Linked DNA regions of Homo sapiens: region 1 is linked to region 2. A link is an interaction called in ENCODE POLR2A ChIA-PET data of the cell type or tissue named here. Cell type or tissue: IMR-90. All regions are shown on one strand. Links, peaks and the distances in the headings refer to the core of each region. The heading gives the core; the rest is flanking DNA.

Region 1 (9,953 bases), core at 1,768-9,767, 140 kb before region 2:
TAAAAACCAGTATGGAAGGGAGGTACTTGAGCCACGTAAAGGGGTAAAGGGTGTTAAAGAAAAAAATATTCAATGATATTTGTTAAAACATGGCAAAGCAGGCTTTCTTAAGGACCATTGTGATGAGATTTTGCAATGGGAGAGAGAAATTGGGCTCAACTCTGAATACAGCATGGCCAAATGGGAAGTTATAGCCAAGGAGCAGGGTAGGAGCCAGTGAATGGGAAATTAAACATCAGGAGTAATGAGGATTCCAGCTAACCTGACCTAAAAGGATTCTTGCTGAATGCAGGCCAAGGTGATCAGTCATTACCTGGAGGATGTTGGAAGATGAGGAACCTTATCAGATATCAAGGGTGATCAGATATTGAGGGTGGGGTGTTCTCACTAAACTGATTTAGCAAGGTGAACAGATGGGCCTAGTAGCTGGTTCAGGAGCATGACTGAAGTTTGGGCAAGCAAAGAATCGTTGTCAAGGTCTTCTGTCTCCAGAGTCTCAGTCCAATGGGGAATACCAATCCCTTCAATAATGGCAGCAGTGTTTCTAGTAACAGACTGGGAAATCTGTTTGGGTATGTCTTGGATGGTTTTATCACTTAAACCCTTTTTCTTCTACACATAATGCCATTTCTGTGATAACATGTTATTTCTGTTTTACTGGAATTTTCTAGTTCTTTATTTCCTCCTTTTCATGTTGGTCATATTATAGATGTTTTGATAGTTATTGGCATATTTTTCTTGAATAAATCAGAAAAATGGAAAGAAGTAAAATCCTTACTTCTTTCATATTTTTATCAAAGAAGGAAGTTGGAAAATATTGACTATAATGAATTTTCTAGATTTTTTTTCTGTATCTCAGCACATAAACATATAAAGAAGAATGAGATAGGTTTTTCTGTTATAAAACTCTGAATGAAGCAAAAGAAAGTGATATTTCACTCTCCAAGATTTGCCAGTGTCATATAATGACTGCATAGTTCCAGGATTTTAATTTGGTACATATTCATTTATCAGGGGAAGATTTTTGTCTCTGAATATGGTGGGTTAGCAGGGAAATGGGGAGTTGACATTGTATATTCATTTGTTCATTCATTCATTTATTCAGCATTCATTTATCAACAAATAGTTTAGGTATTAGAGATACAAGGTGAACAGAATGACTCCTCCCCTCATGGAGCTTAGACTAATGGAGGAAGACTAATATTAAACAAACATACACAAATATCTGTACACAGATTGTGATAAATGTTATGAAGGAAACAGATTATGAGAGAGAACAGGGAGAACCCAATTTAAATGGGGAAGAGTAGTTTTGGGAAAGGCTTTGTGGTGTCAGTTGAGATGTAAAAGCTGAGTTGCAGGTACAAGCCAAAAATTACTCATTTTTTAAAGTCACTATGTCATATGTCAATGTAAAATGCAGAGTGTTCTAGATTGCTTTGCAGAGCTAAAACTTCAGCTATAGAAATTAGTAATATATCCACTGAAAGATGTGGATAGAAAGAATCATGAAGTAAGAGAGAAAGTGAGCAGAGCTGCAGTCTGAGGCACAGGTGGTGTAATGTAAGGACAGTGGCTGATGTTGCAGGCTGCTGTTTGGTCCAGTAGCAGGGAGCCCATTATCCACCTTGCAAAGCAGCCAGCCAGGGTTCTATCCTTACTGGTATACCTTAGAAATGATCAGAAATGATCATCTTCTTTTTCTCCCCTTCTTCTACTGTCTCTCTTTAGACAATGTTAGCATCTTTTGCTCCATGGATTGGCAGTGTGTAAAATGGATTTATTTTCTAGCAAATTACCTTACCAATTGGGTACATCTCCTGGTCTAGGTTAGTTTTTGTTCCATTAGAAATTACTTCCCTCTCCTTTGAGCCCTTCTACCAATAGTGTGCTAAACTAAATGACATTTTTATATTTACATCCAAGATAGTGATTATGCAACATCATCTGCAATATTGTTTCTATTTTTATCTAAGTTTTGTTAAGCATTGTATTTATAACATTTATAATTTGGGGGAGTGTCAGGAGTAACTATATGTAGGTACTTAAGGAATGAAAATCTGGAGAAAGAGATTACAATCATTTATTTTTCAAAGGATAGGTTTTCTAGGTCAGCTTTTTGCCTTATGGATTAGAGTGTACTTGGGCTGTGATTTGTAATTAGATTGTTCATGAAAGTTATTGGTTGTCAGCACTTCTTTTGGTTCTCCCATGGTGTGTAGCATAGAGCCGCAAATATATATTTAAAAAGTGCTGTACAAGAGATCAAATGAATCTGCCCCTGAGGTACTTCTTCCATAGGGTATATTGTGCAGTGCAAGGTCAGGGGCCTGGTAGATTGCATGGAGGGTGAAGGTGAGCTCTTGTGGTAGTCTCAACTCAGCATAGGCCTCATAAACATGGGGAGTAGAGTTGTGCCCAAGAACCCACATTTTGGAAGACAGGACAAAATGGAAATTCTCTACTGTTTCATGAAGTTTTCCTTTTACTTCCCTCTCCTATTTTGCAAAGAGCAAGGAATTTAACCCTTTTGTTTCAGCATTTCTACATACATTTTCATCTTTTGTAGAACAGAATATTTATAAATTTTTAAAATTTGGAGGAGGACAAGGAAGTATAGTTTTTCCCTAGGAATTGAAGTTAAGACGCTGCTGTCTCTGAACCCCAGAACTCAGGGGCCCTCTCCCTATGTGCATTTTTATTCCACTCACCTCCCAACTTGAGATATTAATAGGAGATCATTTTCTACCCTCTGTTACCATAGTGATCTCACTGCTTCACAAATTAGCCCTTTTCATTCTTGGACCACTCTAATCATTGGAAAGATTTTCCTTCTATTTAATCAAACTCTATCCTTTCTATCTATATATCCCCAATTGTCTCCTCCTTTTGATAGTAGAATCCTTTGAAGTTTGAAGGAACCGCTTGTGCGTCCTCTTATTCTTTCTCTAAGCCACACATCCACTGTTGTTTCAACTATTCCTTATGGAATATGGCTACTGGACCTCCTCACCATTCTTGCTCCCTCTTCTTAGAATGTACTCTTGTTTATCATCGCTCCCCTAACGTAACTATTCCTCCCATCTGCTATGTCTCAGTTTTTTATTCTATTTGTACCAAGTGCCTATTTTCTTTATGTTTAAAGTGTCTAGGAATTATACAATCCAAAATATTCAGTAAGGTTAATAAATTAGAAGTAGAAAACTAGGACAAAAGAAAAGAATAAAAACATACCAACTCTTAATTACTTAATGTAATTGTTTTGTTTAATCTTACTTACTAAGATTCCTGGAGGCCAAGGTGAAAGGGCAATAGTAAGTTATAGAGGTCTCATGATCAGAATAGAGGAATCATTCCAGTTCTTCAGAAGAGGCAGTATTTTCCCTGGGGGTGCTAAATTCTGAAATGCATTTCTCACATGGATTCTTTAGAGCACATAAAATATAATGAAAATCACCTCTGCAATGTCTGAAAACAAATGCAAGAGTGGTGTTCACATGACTCTTTCTTATAATGACCTTCAGTAGATGCTCTGAGCATAACATTTGAGCACAGTGCAGTAAAATCAATTTATTTCATGTAACAACTCTTGGAACACCCTCAGCATTTCCTGACCCTAAAGATGCTTCCCACTACATGTCAAAGTGTTTGCGAATTAACTATTGTATACATAAAACCCTTTCCCCAAGGCAAATGTGTACACTGAGATATGTATTTGGTTGACTCGGATTATGATTCATAGAGGTTCTTTCTTTCTCTTTCGTTTGCATCTATATCTGTATGATCAGATCCATATTAGGAAAATTAGCAAGTATTCTCATAGTTATTATTATGCTAGGGAAAGAAATAGTAACTAGTCATCGAATGCCCCTCTCTTCTTGTCATTCTCTAGGAGAGTCCAGATTGGTTTACCACTAGAAATCCTGCAGTTAGGACCTCAAGAGTGGGACAGGACTGTTCTGCTCAAAACACAGTATAAGGAACCCTTCCTCCAGGGAATAGGAGGGTTCCTCTATCCATGGGAAGGAACATGCAATTCCAGGACACGCTTGCCAAACCACAGAGATTGTAAGCCTGCCGCCCATCCATTATTATCATTATTTAGCATTTTTAGAAGGTTAGAGCCAAAATAAGTATTCTGCCAGCCAAAGGAGTGACACCAGCCTTTACCACAGGCATTGGAGGCCCCGCTGGTATTTAGTAGCTGTGACTTGGGTCATATTATTGTCTGATTCCATCAGGCCGGCCAGGCTCCTGCCTCCTGTTGGCTTTCCCCAACAACTTTTTTTTAGGCAGTTTTTTCTCCCCTCTTCTCCTCTTCCCAGTAGTAGTTACTTTGGTATGTGTTTGCTGACTATTCCCTCCAACTCCCACCCTGTGTTTTCTAAGAATTTAAACAATGAAAGGGATTCAGTCAATTGTGCTAGTGAGAGATAAGTATGCAGGGAAGGCTTTGGGGGCTCCTGAATTTTGGGATCCTGGTCTACTCCTGAAACCTTTCCCTGAGAGATAAAGTATAGTATTATGCTTAAAAGCATAGAACCAAGACTCTGAGCTCAAATTCTGGCTTTGCCACTTACTAGCTGAATGATCTTGGGCAGTTTATTTAACCTCTCTATGCTTCAGTTTCTTCATTATAAAATGGATTTGAAACTCCCTCCCTCACGGATTTGAAACTAGATAGAACACAAAAAGTGCTTAGAACAGTGTCTGAGGCATTGTGTTAGCTGGCATTACAATTATTGGGCTACAGAAATCATACCAAGCTATTAGCCCTATATTGAGATCACTCTGGGTTGCGAAACAATTAAGAACATTGGGATCTTTGGGAGGAAACTATTTGGGAATTGTGTTTGGAAATGGATAATGGCAAAGCCCTCCAAGCCTCAGGCCATCCAGCAACGTACACGTTTTTTAACTTGAAGAGAAAATGGAGGAACATTTTGATGAATCAGAAATGTCTGCCTCCTAGAACTTATGGTCAACTTAATTGTTCATTCTAATGAAAAGGAGTTTCAGTTCAGATATGCATAAATTGTGCTCCATTGGCTCACCAGGGCCCAATTTTGGGCACAGCCTGTTTCCTGAAGCAGAATGACAAGGTAGCTTGGTGGACTTTTGAGCCAGGCCTTTCTGGCTTTGAATCTTATTTTAGGTCAGCTTATTGACCTTTTTGAGCCTCAATTTCCTTCTCTATGAAATAGAGAAGTTACAATTCTATAAAAAGTTATAATTCTTTTTCTGGGTTGTTTTGTAAATTAAATAAGATGTACAAAATACCCTGCACAGTGTCTAGCCCTAGAAGACATTTGGTATTTGTCAGCTTTCTTCACTTTTTTGTTAATATTCTTTCCCAATTTGTTTAATTTATCAAGAAAGCCTTGTCATGTAGGAAATCATTTAAAGAGCTGTTTCAGATTTAATATGCATGCAGATCACCTGGGGATCTTGTTAAGTTGCAGATTCTGATTCAGTAGGTCTGGGATGGAGCATGAGATTGTGCACGTTTAACCAGTTCCCGGGTGACATCAATGCTGCGTGTGAAGACTGCACTTGGAGTAGCAGAGTATACTGTACTCTTTTCTCCCTTTGCATCTCATTATTACCTTTTAGATTCATGTTAATATTTTAACAGTTTTACCACACACATTTGCACATCCAGAGTCATCATCTGGAGAAATATCCAAGGTTGTACATTGTTAGGTACTAATAAGATTCCTCCTCATGCAGTACAGGCCGTGATGGTTGAGGTCTAGAAGAAACCTATCATAGACATTTCCCCAGGATTCCCATGGGCCTAGGATCCCAAAGTGTTTGAATAAAATACTTTGCTCCAGCCTGATTGTTGAAGGTCCCTTCTCAGAATCTGGGTCCCTCTGTGACTTGGATTGCAGATCAGTTAGGTTAAGGAAGTGGTCTTTGTCTTTCTCTTGTCGACAAGTCTGGAGGGAGCCACTGGAAGACTGTGCTTCTGCCCTCACTGAGCACCTGAGATATTTTTAGAGCCCCATGTCCCAACTACTAGCTTTCTCCAGGTTCATTAGATCACGTTCTCTCCACTGTACACAGATAGAAGAGTGTACTGTTGTCCTTTTGTGATACACACTTTCTGAGCCCATTGAGCTTTTATAGGAACATACGAATATCCAGCCCTAAGAACTAAAAACAAGCTATGTGTGAAAAAAGCATGAGTGCTTAATGCAAACTCTGAGTGCTTAATGCAAACTCTGTGGTGTTTCTACATTTTTGCAGATTTCTTAGATTGACTTTGGAGAAACCTCCTCACTGTTGTTGTTTTTTTCTAGTTTCTGCTTATTTTGATATTTAAACTCCTTCCTTTCTTTCCTGTATTATTTACAGGAACTTTTCAGCCTGAACCATCAGGGTCATTTGCATCTGCTGTGCCCAGTTTGGGAATTGGCTGTCTTTGTCCTCAGGCAACTTTTCTTGAAGTAAAAAATGCGAAAGTTGCTAATTCCTTTGCATTACATCTCTTAAGTTAGAGATGTGAAGAAGAAATAATAGCCTCCTTCTTGAAAAAAAAATATTAGAACAGGCTTTTTTTTTTTTCCCTTACAAAGTGTCTGTAAGTTAGAGCTTGTTCATCAGCCATGTTTCAAAACAAAGCAAGTCTGCTTCAGTCTCTTTTAGAGTTATCTTGGTGCCATTTCATGGAGAACTTCTCTGTCCTGGATGGGCTCTACCTAATATGTTTGCCAACTTGGGGAAGAATTTGAAAATAGCCCCAGGTAATAACCTAGAAATTTTGAAAGTTAGGGTGGAGAAGGATTATAGAGGGAGAAAATAGAGAAAATATTTGAGGTAAAGTCAGAGGAGCCATTAATGTTTTTACTTTATCTAGATGAAACAGTCAGGGTTGTAACAGAAAACAGATGGCACACTCAATGCTGAAGGACAGTTTATTTCACTAGGACTGTTTACAAAGATGTGGGTTTAGGGGACACCCAGGACTAGTTGTAGCTGTGCTGTTGCTGCCCTTGGGCCTGAAGGTACCCTCGACAGGGAGAGACATCACTTTACTCTCCCTCCCTTCCCCATTTCCTGCCAGAGTCCTCTGTTAGAAGAACCTGATGGGAAGCAGAGAGCACCGGAGCCTGTTGATGCACAATTATGCATTGCTTAACAATGGGGTAATGGACTGAGAAATGTGCTGTTAGGTGATTTTGTCATTGTGTCAACATCATAGAGTGTACTAACACAAACCTAGATGGTGTAGCCTACTACACACCTAGTCTATATGGTACAGCCTATTGCTTCTAGGCTATAGAACCAGTACAGCATATTACTGTACTGAATACTATAGGCAGTTGTAACACAATGGTAAGTATTTGTGTAGCTAAACATAAAAAAGGTAAAGTAAAAATATGGTTTAAAAGAAAAAATCATACAGTTATATTGGGCATTTATTATGAATGGACCTTGCAGGACTGGCAGTTGCTCTGGGTGAGTCTGTGAGTGGTGAGTGAATGTGAAGGCGCAGGACATGACTGTACACTACTGTAGACTTTATCAACACTGTCCATGTAGGCTACACTAAATTTATATAAAAATGTTTTCCTTCAGTAATAAACTAACCTTAGCTTGCTGTAACTTTCTTACTTTATAAACTTAAAATTAAAAAAAATTTTTGACTCTTGTAATAACACTTAGCTTGAAACACAAACACATTGTATAGCTGTACAAAGTGTTTCTTTATATCCTTATTCTGTGAGCTCTTTTCTATTTTTAAAATTTTTTAATTTTTTAACGTTTTAAACTTTTAGTTTTTTTGTTAAAAACTAAAACAGAGTCAGGATCATCAATATCACTGTGTTCCACCTCCACCTCTTGTCCTACTGGAAGGTCTTCAGGGGCAATAACATGGATGGAGCTGTCATCTCCTGTGATAACAGTGCCTTCTTCTGGCATACCTCCCGAAGACCTGTCTTGAGACTGTTTTACAGTTAACTTTTTTTTTTAATAAGTAGAAGACATATGCTCTAAAATAATGATAAAAAGTATAATAAATATGTACACCAGTAGCATAGTCATTTATTACCAAGTATTATGTACTGTGCATAATCATACATACTACACTTTTATATGACTGGCAGTGCAGTAGGTTTGTTTACATCAACATCACCACAAATGTAATGTGATGTTACAACAGCTCTGAGCTATGGTGTCACTAGGTGATAGGAATTGTTCAGTTCCGTTTTACTCTTATGAGACCACTCCAAAATGCTTTTGTGCAGCACATGACTGTAGTTCATCCTGGGCAGCCTTCTGGGGCAGATAGCAGGATGAAGGCAAGTGGACAGATCTGGAGAGGCAAACAGAAGCTGTCACTCCAGGTTTACATTTTCTTTTGGAAGACTTGTTCACCTAAAGACACTATCAATATTGTGAGCTCCTTGAGGGCAGACACTGGCCTATTCACTTATCTGTTAGGTCACTATTTAAATGATTGTTGAATGAATGAATGGGTCTGTTTATTTCCTTCCTTTCTCTTGACTTGCACTTATGGCAGCTGACTATAACAGTATAATTTTGTCTTGGTTAGAGCCTTGTGTTCTGAATAGTTAGGCTTCCCATAGGCATGGTTAACTAACTCAGCGAAACATTCCTTCCAGTGTAATTCAGCTTTTAACAATCTCATTATTAAAACTGCTAAACAAAAACAGGTCACTGTATTAATATCTTGAGTCTTTTGTATTATTATTATTGTTTTTTTGTGGATATCCAGGTTTAGCGAGGCATAACATTCATGAATCTTTCGCCCTTCTCAGTGCTAATCAGTTAGATTTAATTAGATTCTCTATTAAATTGAACCCTGTTATTTCATTTCTCCTCTTACCTGGAGTTCCACTGGCATGCAGATGGATAAACTTTAATTTAGGAAGCCCACAAGGCTTTTGTTTCCTACCCAGGCTGCTTCAAGAGAACCACACAAAGGGCTAAAGTAGCTTCATTAACTATCTTTAGTAGCTTTAAAAGAAGATCTGTAAATAATGTCAGGTGTCTCCTAACTGTCCAGAGGGCAGAAGTCTGAATAGACACCAGCTTATTGGTTACACACTTTGGCAAAGTTTCCCATGCAGTCAAATTGTCTTCCCTAATGATTCTCAGTCATTAGGGTTTTGAAAGAAGGGATAGAGAGCAAAATGTCACAAGTGACTAGTTTGGAAGTCCCTGGGTTTCTTGTGGTGCTCAAGTGTAAGAGCAAAAGAAAATACATGGTAGAGACGGGAGTGAACCCCTTCTTCATTAGAGCTTTGCTGATCTAGCTTGAGGGTTTTCAGGTTGTGTGTTTGTGTTTGTGGGGTACAGTGGAAAAGCCTTAGAATCACTTAGCCATCAGGTAGAAATATGCCTTTGTCCTTTGCTAAAGAGAATGGTGTTCCTGAATTCATTTTGATCTATCCATGAAGTTAGCTTCCAGTATGCTTCTTTTCTTTATGCTTTTGATAATGTTCTTTTGATAGCTACTCCTTATTCTCATGAAATCTATTGAGATTTTACATAATTTAAGTAGGTATGGAGTATTGATTCAGTGTCTTTGCAAGTCACTCTGTCTGATTATAATCCTTGGAGGACATTTTATGGTTCTATTTTCAGTGTCCCAAAGGACAGACAGAAAAAGCATGAATAGACTCACTCACATGTCTCCCTCACATCATCCATAATGACAGCATTCTCTGCTTCCTTTTACAGTGTAGTGCTGTTAAGGCACCAGATCCCTTCATTAATGGTTCTCTGAGTTCAGGTCATGCTATCTCTGGCTTAGGCCATGGGCCTAGCTAATTTATTTATTAATTATTTATTATTTCTTTGATTTCTGTGGGCCTAATTTTTGTTTACCATCAGAAGAATGCAAGCTTTTTTCTTAATAGAATCTGAGGTTTTTTTTTTTTTTTTTTGGTTTTTGTTTTTTTAACCTTTTGTTTCTAGTT
Region 2 (8,000 bases), core at 1-8,000:
ATTCGTACTAATATATATGTATTTAATATATATATTATATTATTATTATATTAATTATATATAGTACTAATATATATATAATATGTATTTATATATGAGGTATCATTTATATGCTGTAATTTTCACCTTTAGTTTTGTGAGTTCTGCCAAAAGTACATGATTGTGTAACTACCCCCACAATCAAGATATAGAACTGTTCCATCACCCAAGTAATCCTTTCATGCCCGGTTGTTGTCAATCTCTCATCCCCACTCCACATCCGCTGGCAATCTGTTTCTGTACCTATAGTTTTTGCCTTTCTAGAACATAAAATGGAACCATACAGCATGTAGCCTTTTGGGTCTGGCTTCTTTCACTTAGCATAATGCATTTGAGATTCATGCACATGTTCTACATACCAGTAAATAGTTTATTTTTATTGTTGAGTAGTATTTCATCCTTTTTGTTTTGTATCCCACATTTCCTCTTGGAAACATTTTTTATTTTGCCACAGTAATTATTTCAGGGAGGGTCTAAAGTTGGGAAACATTTGAAGTTCTTATTTGCAAGAAAACGTTTTTATTTATACTTGCATCTGAATAATATTTTAACTGGTATATATTTTAGCTTAATATCATTTTGCTCAAATCTTTGTAGGTATTCTGTACTTTCTTCTAGCATCAAGTGCTGCCTAATGATATAATCTGATGCCAATCTGATTCTAGTTCCTTTGTAAGCAACTTGTGCAAATTTTATTTTTAGAAACTTTCAATATTTTCTACTTATTGTTTGAGTTCAGAGGTTTCACCATGACATGGGTCTTCACTCATTATGCTTAGCCATTGGTGGGTCATTTCAATTGATCACTTGAGTTCTTATTCAATTTTGTAAAGTGTTCATTGCTCTCTCGCTTTTCCTTCATATTTTCTTCCTGGAATTCGTTTTGAAGTGAAGATAAACTATCTAAATTGATCTTCCATATCCTTTAACATTTCTCTATTTTCTGCCTCTCTGTTTTTTGTTCTAATTTTGAATGCTGGACATTACAAATCATTTATTTGTTTTTTAGCCATATTCAGTCTATTACTTAACCATTCTGCCAAATTATTTGTTCTGCTATCATAGTCTTGATACCTAATCCTGTTTTTTTCTGCTTCATTTTCTGTCAGATTATGCTTTTAAAATAATGCAATATAATTTCAAATAAGCTCCATGGGAGCAAGTAACATGTGTTGTTGTGGTGGTTTTTTCTGGGGGTGGAGGGGTGGGGTTATATCACCATGGCATTTACTACCACAATTCAGAGTCTGATACATAGTAGGAGGTGTATAGTGAATATTTTAAAAATGAATGAGTATATAAATTCTAGTAAGAATTTGAAATACATATTTTATATTTCTTGGATTGCCTTTATGAAGGATCAGTTTTCTTGGTGCCTTCACTTTGATCTTTCTTCTTTTCTGCAAATGTTTGTCATCTTTGGTTCATATGTATGATTAAAGATTGAGTTTAGTATTATGGATGGCTGGCATGAGAGTCCTCTGGAGATGAGTATGCTTTCTTTCTTAGCAAGTTTCACTTCAGTATTGGAGGGCTTCTTATTTGGGTTCTTTACATGTGAACTGACCATGTCAACAAGCATATTCCACTTTAAGATGCGGCACACTTGAAAAAGTGAAGCATGCTAGGGACACCCTCCCCACCCCCTTTATGAAAATAAACCGTATGTTGAAAGTAATAGTGGCTAAAGGCTCAGGCTTCAGATTAGCCCTTCTGTATCAATATTCCAATTTATTTCAAACTTTATTAACTTGTGAAAGTTACTTAAATTCTCTTGTGCCTTGTTTCTTCATCTGGAAAATGAGGATAAAGGAGTACTTGTACTCTTTTATTACTGTTCCTTCTCTCTCTCTTTCTATATATATATAGTTATATATATGTATATATAAATAGGAATATATATATATGCCAAAAGAGAGATATATAGAAACTTGAAACAGTGGCTGGCACTTAATAAAGGCTCAATAAATGCTGTTGTTGTAATTATTATTGTTATTACTATTTTCTTCCTGGACAAAACTATCTCTCGTTTAACTTTCTAGCAATGTTTGCTGGAGAACTGAAGTCACCTCAAATTTTATTCCACTTCTTTCCCTGTTCTGGCAAACTATACCTAAGACTAGTTTCATCACTTGCAAAATGAGGATAAAAATAATGCCAACTTAATATGACTGCATTATTTAACTTTATAAAATGCTTAGAAAACTGCCTGGCATGCAGTAAGTGTTATGTAAGGCTTTAATATATAAAATAGAGATATATGCCAGAAGATTAGTCTCTTTCTGTTTTCTACTGTATTCATCTCTGCTTTTACTGTTTATTAGGATCATTCAGGCTCTAGTATTTCCCTTGTTCTCATTTCTTTTCAGGCTCACCTTCCCACATGAGGTTTCTGCTCAATCTCACCTATAATGCTGGCACTAGAATTATCTAATTATCTTCTTTCACAACTGTACTCTCACTTCGGATCTTCTAAAGCACCCTATTTATTTTTTGCATCCACTCTCCAGCCCTTTAGGCTTCTTCAAGTGGAAATTTGTCCTCTATTATTCTTGTAACATGTGATGGACTCAGAGAAGTTAAATAACTTGCCTATGTCACACAATTATTAAGAACAATATTTCAAATGCAGAATGTCTGATTGCAAATCGTTTGAACCCTGACAGCTCCCCATAGGCCACGTTGTTTCATGCTGCCTCTGAATACTATATCCTCTCATAATGCACATAGCTTTATGTTTTGTAAGTAGTTTTCAATAATTTCTCACTTAACATCTATTTGCTCTTTTTTAGTAGTTCTAATGTTTTTGTCTTCTTTTTTCAGTACATAGTCTTCACTATCACCTCATTTACACAGCACATAAGTTGTGTCATTTCAATTGTGAACTCTCAGAAATGAATAGCTATTGAAAATAGCGAATCATTTTCCATGTTTAGTTTAAAAAATTTGTCATTTTGAAAAAGGTTTCCAAATATTGTTTCTTTAAATGATTACCCACACAAACCCCACCTCCATAAACTTTTATCTTAAAAAAAAGGCTGCCAAGTTAGACTACATGAATAGCTCTTTTAAAGTTACTGGATAAAAGTTTAAATTACCAGAAGTTGAACCATTATGGGTTATTATTTGAGAATTCTTTGACTTCTATAACATGATGCTACTCTCAGAGGAATACTGATTAGAATGGAAACCAGATGTGTTTTTCAAGACTAGATTGAAAAAATGATAAACAAGTAGAAAATTAATATAAGAATGACCTAATGAGTTTTCTAGAAACCTGAAGCATGGGAATGACAGAAAAAGCATTTGAGAGTGTGTGTGTGTGTGTGTGTATGTGTGTGTGTGTATCTGTGTGTGGGGGGGGTGGGCAGGGAGAGAGGGAGTGAAAGTAAGCAAATGAGAGAGGGAGCTAGGAAAAAAATATAAAAAAGTGGAAAATAAAAATGCAGAGAAAGGGAAGGAGGTTGGATAGGATAAAAAACAGTTGCAGAATTGAAAATAGAACCCCCCAAAAAATCCCCAAATCTTTGTAAATATTTGGTATCACCAGGGTAATAGCATAATATAATTTTATCTGTAAACCAAGGAAGTGAAAAACAGAAAAAAAGATGATTTCTCATTCTAAAAGGGATAAATTAAGTACTAACGAGATGAGGAACATTGTTGAAAGAAAAAAAGTCCCCTTTTAAATCAAAATATATTCTAGGTATGCTAAAATAATCCAAAAATTTTATATATTTCATTCTTTCTTGTCCACCTTTTTGAGAGAGAAAATGAACAATGATATTTTTGATACTTCTGAGTTTGCATTCTGGTTTCATATTTGATGACACTGGAAATAAAGTATATTTATTGTCACAATATGTCGACATGCTGAGTGGTATAAAATGGAATGGAAGGCATAAAGAAGGCAATCAAGGTAAAGGATGAGTACATATAAAACATTTCATTACCAGTTTTGAAATAGACTTTTACTTAATCCTTTGGTTGTACTAAGAACTAGAATTATCCCCTTTAATTTTATTTATTCAAGGCAAAAATAATAAATATTATCCTAATAAACCATGTATTCTTAGCATAATTTGAAATATGGCGGAAGTTCTTATATTTGGAATCTCTCAATTCAGAATTTGTTACCATTCAAATTGGGCTTTGAATTCAAACTTGTCTTTTTTGCTTCGCAGACATTTCCAAAATTGTGCACAAATAATAGGATATATCAATTGTTATGGGGAATTTTAAATATTTTAGAGAGAAAGCAATTTTCAAACATCTTTCAGTACTTTTACATCCTCATTTGCAGATAACCTAATAAGCTATTTCCATATTCTTTTATTGATTCAATTAAACCAGGTGACAGTTTGATTTATTACACATACAGTACTTGGCATTAAGAAGCAATATTTCGTCTAAAACATGCTATAATTTTGTATTTCTACTTATTCAGCAGCTTTCTAAGCTCATGCTACAATGTTTCCAACTTCCAAACTACTTAGGCTAAGAAATGAAAGCTATAATCATGTGTAGCCAAAAAATTATATTAGAAAAAAATCAGTCTTATTTTGTTGTTCTTCTGGGCACTATAAAATGATTAATATAATTTTTGCCAAATTAGCCATTTTTTCTTGGCATTAGACAATATTTTAGTTTTAACATATTCTTTTTGTTGTGCAATACAGGGTGGTGTTATAATCTGATATGAGCAACTCTACTACTATGTTTCTCTGCTAACATCCTTCTATGGAAAGAAGTATAGCTTTCAGGAATATGAAAGCAATTTTCTTTCAGGTAAAATAACCAGAGAGGGTACTAAGGATTAATTTTTTTCAAAATATCAACACTGTTATTCTTAAAATTTTTTTTTTCTCAGTGTCACAAGAATTGATTTGAACACGAAGTACATTGACTTGTTTTTTGGCAACTTTGAAACCCATTTATAGCTGAAATCAAAGAATAAATCAGTTTTAGGTTTTCACAATAACGTCCCATGATATAGTTTGACTTCCGATATCATGTATTATATTACTGGGGCCTATGATATGCTGGTTGTCAGAGACATCCTTAATTAGAAAAATGAGGGAGGATGGCCCTTATTATTTTCATTAAAATGCATAGTCAATACTGCACAAGAAAAACTTTCCTTTTGCACCAGATATCCTTAAAAAGAGATTTTGTTTCTATTTCCACACTTGTGTGGAAATTGAATTTCAAGATGCTTCTTGGTTCTCATTCAAAGGAGTAAAAAGGTCCAGATCTCTCTGATCCAGAATGAATTGGCCCTTGGGTGATAGCATTTCTCTCAGCCAAACTTTCCAGTTGTCTGATTTTCCCCTCTAATCCTGGTCTTCTCCCAGTCTCCCTTAGCTCAGCAAATGACATCACCATTTATCCAGTTACAAATATTGGACATCTGGAATTTAACCTTGACTCCTCTTTGTCTCTTACATTGAATAAGGCTTTGTCTCTGATATGGTTTGGCTCTGTGTCCTCACCCAAATCTCATCTTGAATTGTACTCCCATAATTCCCACATGTTGTGGGAGGGACCTGGTGGGAGATAAGTGAATCATGGGGGCAGTTGCCTCCATACTGTTCTCATGGTAGTGAATAAGTCTTACGAGATCTGATGGTTTTGTAAGGGGTTTCAGCTTTTGCTTCTCTCTCATTCTCTCTCTTTACCTGCTACCATCTGTGTAAGACCTGACATGCTCCTCCTTGTCTTCCACCATGATTGTGAGGCCTCCCCAACCATGTGGAACTGTGGGTCGATTAAACGTCTTTCTTTTGTAAATTGCCCAGTCTCGGGTATGACTTTATCAGCAGCATAAGAACAGACTAATAACAGTCTCCAACATACATCTAACTACTCCTTTCCATCTCCCTTACCATAATTAGTCTAAGATATAATCTCTGACCTGTATTTCAATTATGGCCTCCTAACCAGTCTCCTTATTTCAACTTTTGCCATCTCCCAAACATTCTCCAAAAAGTTTTCAGAATGATTATACCCATTATACTTGCTAATTACAATCTATTATACTTAGGATCAAATCCAAAGTCTTTAATGTTAGTATCAACGCCTTATGTACATTGGTCTCGTGTTGCCCAACTTTCCCTTTGTTCAGTATACTCCAGTTATACTATCTTTTGGTTTCTAGAACACAACAAGCTCATTTTCACCTCAGAACTTTTGCTCTTGTTACCTTTATCTAGAATGCTCTACCTCCACTTCTGATTTCTTCTCATGTATCAGATCTGAGCTTAAATAGCAATTCTACAGAAAGACATTTTGTAATGAGATTTGAAACATCCTTCTCCTTTCTGTGTTAAATGATACCATAGTAACCTATTTATTTCCTCCTGAAATAGCCATCAGAGTTATTTTTAATATCTATTATCCACCCCCTCCTCCAATAATTTAAGCTCTAAGTCAGGGACCTTGCTTATCTTATTGAACAGTATGTCATAATGCACACTATTCGAATACAGAGTAAGTGTTGATTTAAAGTAATTAGCTGAGTTATCAGTTAACTAGGACCAAGGACTTTATTGCATCATTAAAAACTCAATATGTAAAATTTCAAAGGAAATATCTGATAATTGGTTACACAACTCTTGGGTTCCTCATGCAGACTGAATATATAAGAGAAAGAGATGGGGAGATAGGGAGAGAAGGTAGAGAGGGAGAGAATTTGTAAGGGGGATTTCTTCTCTGTTAGTCCACTTCTCTACCAAGAGGTGAAGTGTGTGGGGGGAGGGAGGGGGGAAATCTCCCTACACCCCAAACCAAGTGAGAGAGCCTAGTGTTTGGGGGATGTTGAGGATCATAGAGGGCATTGGAAACAGTAGTCTGCATATTGGAAAAAGAAAAGTAGAGTTTTATTTAGGAAAAATGGGGATGTTACTGATGACTTTGGGGCAGAGAAATAACATGGTTGCAATTATATTTTAGAAAGATTAATCTCATAACAACATTTAAAATGGATTGGAGATTGGGGAGAGAAGATACAAAGAGGTGGATTAGGAATAGAATTAATGTGAACTATAACAATAACTTGATCTAGGATGTGAAAGTGATAATTGATAGGAAGAAACAGGTGTAGAAGAAGTTGTGGTAGAATTGACATTTTTTGGAATTAATTAGAGGAATAAGGAGGACTCACTATGTTTGAATTAATATTAAAAACTATCGAGGGAAAAATATAAGTTGTAGCTGAGGATAGAAATAACGTTTAGCTTGAAGAGGAGCTTAAGCAGAAGTATAAACCTCCTTTCTCATGCATAAGTTATTGCGATAGCCACCAGTTTTACACAAATACAAATTTTTACTGAATACTTGGCTTTTCATGGATGTAGCTCTATAATTAAGGTGGTGGACTCCCTAACTTTCTTTTTCTTCTTTACTATCATAATTACTTTTACTCTGCCTCTTTTTCTCACTTTTGAACATGCTTTGAAAGCTAATGAATTGAAAATTAAGCCAGTTTTGCTACTAACACATTGATATCCAGGAAACATTTTTAAAAGAAAAATTGCTATTGCTAGTTTTACCCCTCATTTTGCTGCCTTGCTACATAGACAATTCATGTAGAACCAAATAATGACAATTTAGAGCTAACAATGTAATAACCTCAATTGCACAAGGTCTTTGTGTTTGTCATGATGTCCTTCTAGGGATGAAGCAAAATTCTCTCTGTGAGAACATTTTTCAACATTTAGAATGGCATGAAGCTGTCAAAACTAGGTACCAATGTAAAGCACTTACTCAAGGAAATTGATTGTTTCCTAAAGTTAAGCAGTAACTTAAGGGGAATCAAGACAATCTAGAATGAATTACATAATATGCTTTCATTATATAGAAATGTACAAGTGGAAAAAAAAACCCAAACTAGTAGCTCCAACTAGAGATTTTGCTCTAGGTCTAAAGTTGTATCACAATTCAGTAAATTCATAATATAATTT

What was found. Peaks named below come from ENCODE experiments on the same cell type or tissue, not always from the same donor. Only the 100,000 strongest peaks of a DNase experiment are listed, where the experiment ranks them.
Region 1: POLR2A ChIA-PET joins it to region 2 with 9 read pairs; 1 of 35 experiments calls an interaction of 5 or more read pairs at or near these places.

The regions. Positions count from the first base shown.
Region 1 is chr15:49,267,003-49,276,955 of GRCh38, forward strand. The region is part of intron 5 of GALK2 (galactokinase 2); the gene reads left to right. Among named protein-coding and RNA genes, the nearest start is that of GALK2, 100 kb to the left of the region's middle. In IMR-90, for the core only: no CTCF peak of the experiment used is centred there; DNase peaks (open chromatin) are centred at 3,759 and 3,889; H3K27ac peaks cover 1,859 bases.
Region 2 is chr15:49,407,611-49,415,610 of GRCh38, forward strand. The region is part of intron 11 of FAM227B (family with sequence similarity 227 member B); the gene reads right to left. Among named protein-coding and RNA genes, the nearest start is that of FGF7, 12 kb to the right of the region's middle. In IMR-90, for the core only: no CTCF peak of the experiment used is centred there; no DNase peak of the experiment used is centred there; H3K27ac peaks cover 734 bases.